Linked DNA regions of Homo sapiens: region 2 is linked to region 1. The links are chromatin loops, found by intact Hi-C in ENCODE. Cell type or tissue: K562. All regions are shown on one strand. Links, peaks and the distances in the headings refer to the core of each region. The heading gives the core; the rest is flanking DNA.

What was found. Peaks named below come from ENCODE experiments on the same cell type or tissue, not always from the same donor. Only the 100,000 strongest peaks of a DNase experiment are listed, where the experiment ranks them.
Region 2: it touches region 1 in a loop (4-fold over the local background); 8 of 110 quality-filtered maps call a loop at or near these places.

What each region holds. Positions count from the first base shown.
Region 1 is chr12:31,250,157-31,252,961 of GRCh38, reverse strand. It overlaps the pseudogene RPL13AP22. Among named protein-coding and RNA genes, the nearest start is that of FLJ13224, 73 kb to the left of the region's middle. RefSeq lists an enhancer at 14-553. In K562, for the core only: CTCF peaks have their summits at 1,104 (motif pointing left) and 2,513; no DNase peak of the experiment used is centred there.
Region 2 is chr12:31,391,303-31,394,107 of GRCh38, reverse strand. DENND5B (DENN domain containing 5B) reads left to right here. Exons shown (of 21, transcript NM_144973.4): 18 at 1,412-1,494; 19 at 1,715-1,841. Among named protein-coding and RNA genes, the nearest start is that of LINC02387, 23 kb to the right of the region's middle. In K562, for the core only: no CTCF peak of the experiment used is centred there; no DNase peak of the experiment used is centred there.

The sequences.
Region 1 (2,805 bases), core at 62-2,561:
TTAAAATTAGCCTGCAGATACTTTCCCTCACTTCTGTAGGCTCCTGGAAGATAAACATTCAAACAGCGGAACAAACAATAAATTAAATAAAAAATAAGAATTATATTTTCTTAATTTCTGCCTCAGAATTTGCGTTTTGTCTTTCTGCCTTTTTTTTTTGGATGTCAAAATAGATGAGATCGTATACTCTATGGAGTATAAATTGTTACTGAAGTCTTTATTTTTGGTAATGAATGAGTAAGAATAAGACTATCTCTGTGATTATTAAAATACATGGAATTATCCAGGAAATTTTCCTTACAAGGAATTAAAATATTCCTGTATTAAAGAGAAGAAAAGCCTTTCCCAAGCGGCTGGCGAAGACGGCAGAGGTGCAGGTCCTGGTGCTTGATGGTCGAGGCCATCTCCTGGGCCGCCTGGCGGCCATCGTGGTAAACAGGTACTGCTGGGCCGGAAGGTGGTGGTCGTACGCTGCGAAGGCATCAACATTTCTGGCAATTTCTACAGAAACAAGTTGAAGTACCTCGCTTTCCTCCGCAAGCGGATGAACACCAACTCTTACCGAGGCTCCTACCACTTCCGGGCCCCCAGCCGCATCTTCTGGCGGACCGTGCGAGGTATGCTGCCCCACAAGACCAAGCGAGGCCAGGCCGCTCTGGACCGCCTCAAGGTGTTTGATGGCATCCCACCGCCCTACGACAAGAAAAAGCGGATGGTGGTTCCTGTTGCCCTCAAGGTTGTGCGTCTGAAGCCTACAAGAAAGTTTGCCTATCTGGGGCGCCTGGCTCACGAGTTTGGCTGGAAGTACCAGGCAGGGACAGCCACCCTGGAGGAGAAGAGGAAAGAGAAAGCCAAGATCCACTACGGGAAGAAGAAACAGCTCATGAGGCTACGGAAACAGGCCGAGAAGAACGTGGAGAAGAAAATTGACAAATACACAGAGGTCCTCAAGACCCACGGCCTCCTGATCTGAGCCCAATAAAGACTGTTAATTCCTCAAAAAATAAAAAATAAATAAAAATAAAAAATTAAAAATAAAGAAGAAAAATATTAAAAAAGTATTTATTTGTAACTAGCTCCATCTAGTGAGAATTGCTTAAAATTACATGATTCATTTATGAATCTCCTTTGAACTAGTAACATTTTTTGAGAGCACTTTTCCATTTTAAAGAACTATAAATCCTGTAATTTTATGTTTTATAGAACCCCCAATTATAGACTAGAAGAGTTTTGGTAATTATAGAGCCTATTTTAGAAATTAATTTATGGTGAAAAATAAAGATATACCTAATGAATTAGTCACTTCTCAACATCATCACTGCAACTTTTTGGAGAAGCAGTAAAGTGGACAGTAAAGCTAAATCCTGGTAGAAAAGTAAAATACTGACTTCTTGAGACGAGAAGTGGGTGTGGGGCATAATAGAAAGATGGTGATGAGATTGCTCCAGACTTTAGGATGAGAAGAATAACCTTGTTAACAGTTCACAAATTGCTTGCATTTGTTTTTGCATTTGCTTTTTTGGACATCTTTGAGGTAGCTATTTCAGTCGACTCTTGAACAACATGAGTTTGAACTGTGTGGGTCTACTTTTACACGGAGTTTTTCTCTTTTCTTTTTTTGAGACAGGATCTCCCTTTGTCACCTTCGCTGGTGTGCAGTGGCGTGATCATGGCTTACTGAAGCCTTGACCTTCCGGGTTGAAGTGATCCTCCTGCCTCAACCTCTCCAGTAGCTGGGACTACAGGTGCACACCACCACACCCAGCTAATTTTTCTATCGTTTATAGAGAGGTTTTGCATTGTTGCCTAGGCTGTGCGGATTTTTTCCAACAAATGTTACCCCGAGTGTGCCTGCCTCGCCTGCCTCCCCTTCCACCTCCTCCACCTCTTCCACCTCTACTACCTCGAGACAGCAAGACCAACTCCTCGTCTTCCTCTTCCTCCTCCTCAGCCTACTCAATGTGAAGATGATGAAGATGAAGACCTTTATGATGATCTACTTCCATGTAATGAATAGTAAATATATATTTTCTATTTTTTTCTTTTTTTTTTTTTTTTTGAGACAGAGTCTCTGTTGCCCAGGCTGGAGTGCAGTGCCATGATCTCAACTCATTGCAACTTCTGCTTCCCGGGTTCAAGCGATTCTCCTGCCTCAGCCTCACGAGTAGCTGGGATTACAGGCGCTTACCACACCTGGCTAATTTTTGCACGTTTAGTAGAGATGGGGTTTCACCATGTTGGCCAGGCTGGTCTCGAACTCCTGACCTCAGGCGATCCACCCGCCTTGGCCTCCCAAAGTGCTGGGATTACAGACGTGAGCCACCGTGCCCAGCGTAAATGTATATTTTCTTCTTTATAATTTCCTTTTCTCTAGCTTACTTTATTGTAAAGATACAGGATATAATACCCACCACATACAAAATATGTGTTAATCGACTGTTTCTGTGGGAAGGCTTCTGGTCAACAATAGGTTCTTAGGTTTTTTGGGAGTGCCCCCTAGCCGCCACACTGCTCAAGAACCAACTGTGTTCCCTTATTTTGCAGGTCAAGAAACAGTCTCAGAAAGGTGAGGGCTGCTCCCAGTGCTGCAGGGCATTGTGGATGCTGTGGGTGCTGCCCGGATTCCCCTCCAGGACTGAGGCACTGCTCATTCTCCAGCCGCTGGGGGAGCCGCTGCCTGGCACCTCTCACCTGTGCTGCTTTCCCAGTGTTGCTTTTAGCCAAAGAAAGACACTGCCCAAGATTAAGCTCCCTCCCTAGGGACCGTGCACATCCAATGACTGGTTCCTGTGAGGTACCAAGACT
Region 2 (2,805 bases), core at 193-2,692, 140 kb before region 1:
AACCACTAGGAACAAGAGGCCATGGTATCAGTACTTCAATTATAAGAGGTTTTCATTTTAACAATTTTTATGCATTAGTGTAGAAAAAACCTACTTGAATTTTACTGAAAGAAACGTTAGCCGGGCATGGTGGCTTACGCCTGTAATCCCAGCACTTTGGGAGGCTGAGGTGGGCGGATCACCTGAGGTCAGGAGTTCGAGACCAGCGTGACCAATATGGTAAAACCCTATTTCTACTAAAAATACAAAAAAATTAGCCATGCATGGTGGCCGGCACCTGTAGTCCCAGCTACACGGGAGGCTGAGGCAGGAGAATTGCTTGAACCTGGGAGGCGGAGGGTGCAGTGAGCCGACATTGCACCACTGCACTCCAGCCTAGGAGACAGAGCGAGACTCCATCTCAAAAAAGAAAAAAGAAATGTTCATGCAAGAAATCCTTGAGCAGTATGAATTCAGAGATTCTTAAACATGAGGATGTATGGGTTTTCCTTTATAGTGTGTTAAGTAAATTAGAACTACAAGAAAATCTGAACTATATACCTTTTCTGTTGTTACCTACTTCTGAAATGTTTACCACCTTTTTAAAAAAACAAACCATTCCTTGGGTTTGGTGGACAAAAGTGATTTAGGTCGCATTCAAGCAGCCCACCAACCTGTCCCTCAGGAAAGTGGCCTAGAAGAGCAAGTACTGGCTGGCAGAAGGAAGCAGTGCTGAGACAGATTGACTAGCCAGGAAGGGAGGGAGTTCTGGGCTTCAGGCCCAGATGCCACAGGGTACCTGGCATCTTCCCCTTATTTTAAACACAACAGCAAATCTTCAAACTCCAGGTTAACTATCCAGAGCGCCTGAAGCCTTAATCTATGCCCACTGACAGGCTTGTAGGTAGGTAGCATAAGGGAACATTCCACTAACAGGCTCGTAGGTAGATAGCATAAGGGAACATTTCACTAACAGGCTCGTAGGTGGGTAGCATAAGGGAACATTTGAGGAGTGATGTTGGGACTTCTCAACCTTGCTTCTCATATTTGGGGGCTTGCTAGCATTTTGTGACAGGCGCCATGCTAGTTATTTACTCCTATAACTTACCAGTTTTCCCAGTGAGGCGTGTATTTTTCCTATTTTCAGTTGAGGAAACTGAAAGCTCAGAGGAAGTTAGACACTAGGCTAGGGTTATAGATTGCAGATGGTAATGCTGGGATTTGAATCTAGGGATCGCTTGGATTATTTTCCATTTTGCCAGGATGCTTCCCACTTGGCCAAACAGGCCAGAGGCAAGTTCTATGGAGCCCCTGGCAAAGCCAGCCTGCTCTGATGACGTATTTCCTGCCTAGGTGGACACAGTTGATGTCCCATAGTACTTTGGTTTATTTCTCTCCCATGAGAATGCAGCCACTGTTTATTATTTTACAGAACCCAATGCTGGGCAGATACAAGAAGGAATTGGAGAAGCTGTGAACAATATTGTGAAACATTTTCATAAACCTGAAAAAGAGGTATTTATGGGCTATAAAACTTAGTATAGTGGGACTTTTAAAGATGCTTTTATATGTGATACACGAGGCAATATGGGGTGCTTGAATTTTCATTTGTAAGCTTTCTGGTAGCTGTAAAAACATGCTTCATATAGCTACCTTCAGCACTTGCTTCTCTAGTGTTTTTTTTAGACATAGATGCAGGAGATTTTTCTTTGGCACTGTGTGTTATGCCCCACAGAGAGGAAGCCTCACCGTGTTGCTGTGTGGAGAAAATGGCCTGGTTGCAGCCCTTGAGCAAGTTTTCCACCATGGGTTCAAATCTGCCCGCATCTTTCACAAGAATGTCTTCATCTGGGACTTCATAGGTAAATAAAGTAGATGTGTATTACATTAAGGTCACTGAAGCCTTTCTTAGGAACTCAAAGACCCAGGAATCTGAGTGAATAAGGGTTAGTGATAAGGATATATATATTTTTTTTCTTTTTTTTTTTTTGAGACGGAATCTTACTCTGTTGCCCAAGCTGGAGTGCAGTGGTGCGGTCTTGGCTCACTGTAACCTCCGCCTCCCAGGTTCAAATGATTCTCCTGCCTCAGCCTCCCAAGCAGCTGGGACTACAGGTGTGCACCACCATGCCCAACTAATTTTTGTATTTTTAATAGAGAAGGGGTTTCACCATATTGGCCAGGCTGGTCTTGAACTCCTGACCTTGTGATCCACCCGCCTCAGCCTCCCAAAGTGCTGGGATTACAGGAGTGAGCCATCGTGCCCGGCAAGGATATATATATTTTAAAATAAATATTAAATTAGCTGGGTGTGGTAGCACATACCTGTGGTCCCAGCTACCTGGGAGGCTGAGGCAAGAGAATCGCTTGAGCCCAGGAGCCTAGGAGGTGAAGGCTGCAGTCAGCCATGATCAAGCTACTGCACTCCAGCCTGGGCGACAGAGTGAGACCGTGTCTCAAAAAGTGTATATAATAATGATAAATAAATATCAAGTATTGTCTTTGTTTTTCATTTACTCAACAAATTGTAATATGCACAATATTCCAAATAGTATTTGAGTTGCTCAAGATATACATTAGTAAACAAAACAGAAATCCTATGGTTGACAAACTTATACTCAGGTCGGTGTGGGAAACAAACAATACACAAAAACATAACAAATATGTAATTCATATGGTATGTCAGAAATGTGACCATTGATCTGGAAAGAAATAGAGCAGTATAAAAGGAAATAAAGTGGGGAGTGGTCTTTCAAATGGGGTGGTTTTAGATTCTGCTGAATGTCAAGGTACATTGGAGCACAGACTTCATGTAGGTGAGGAAGT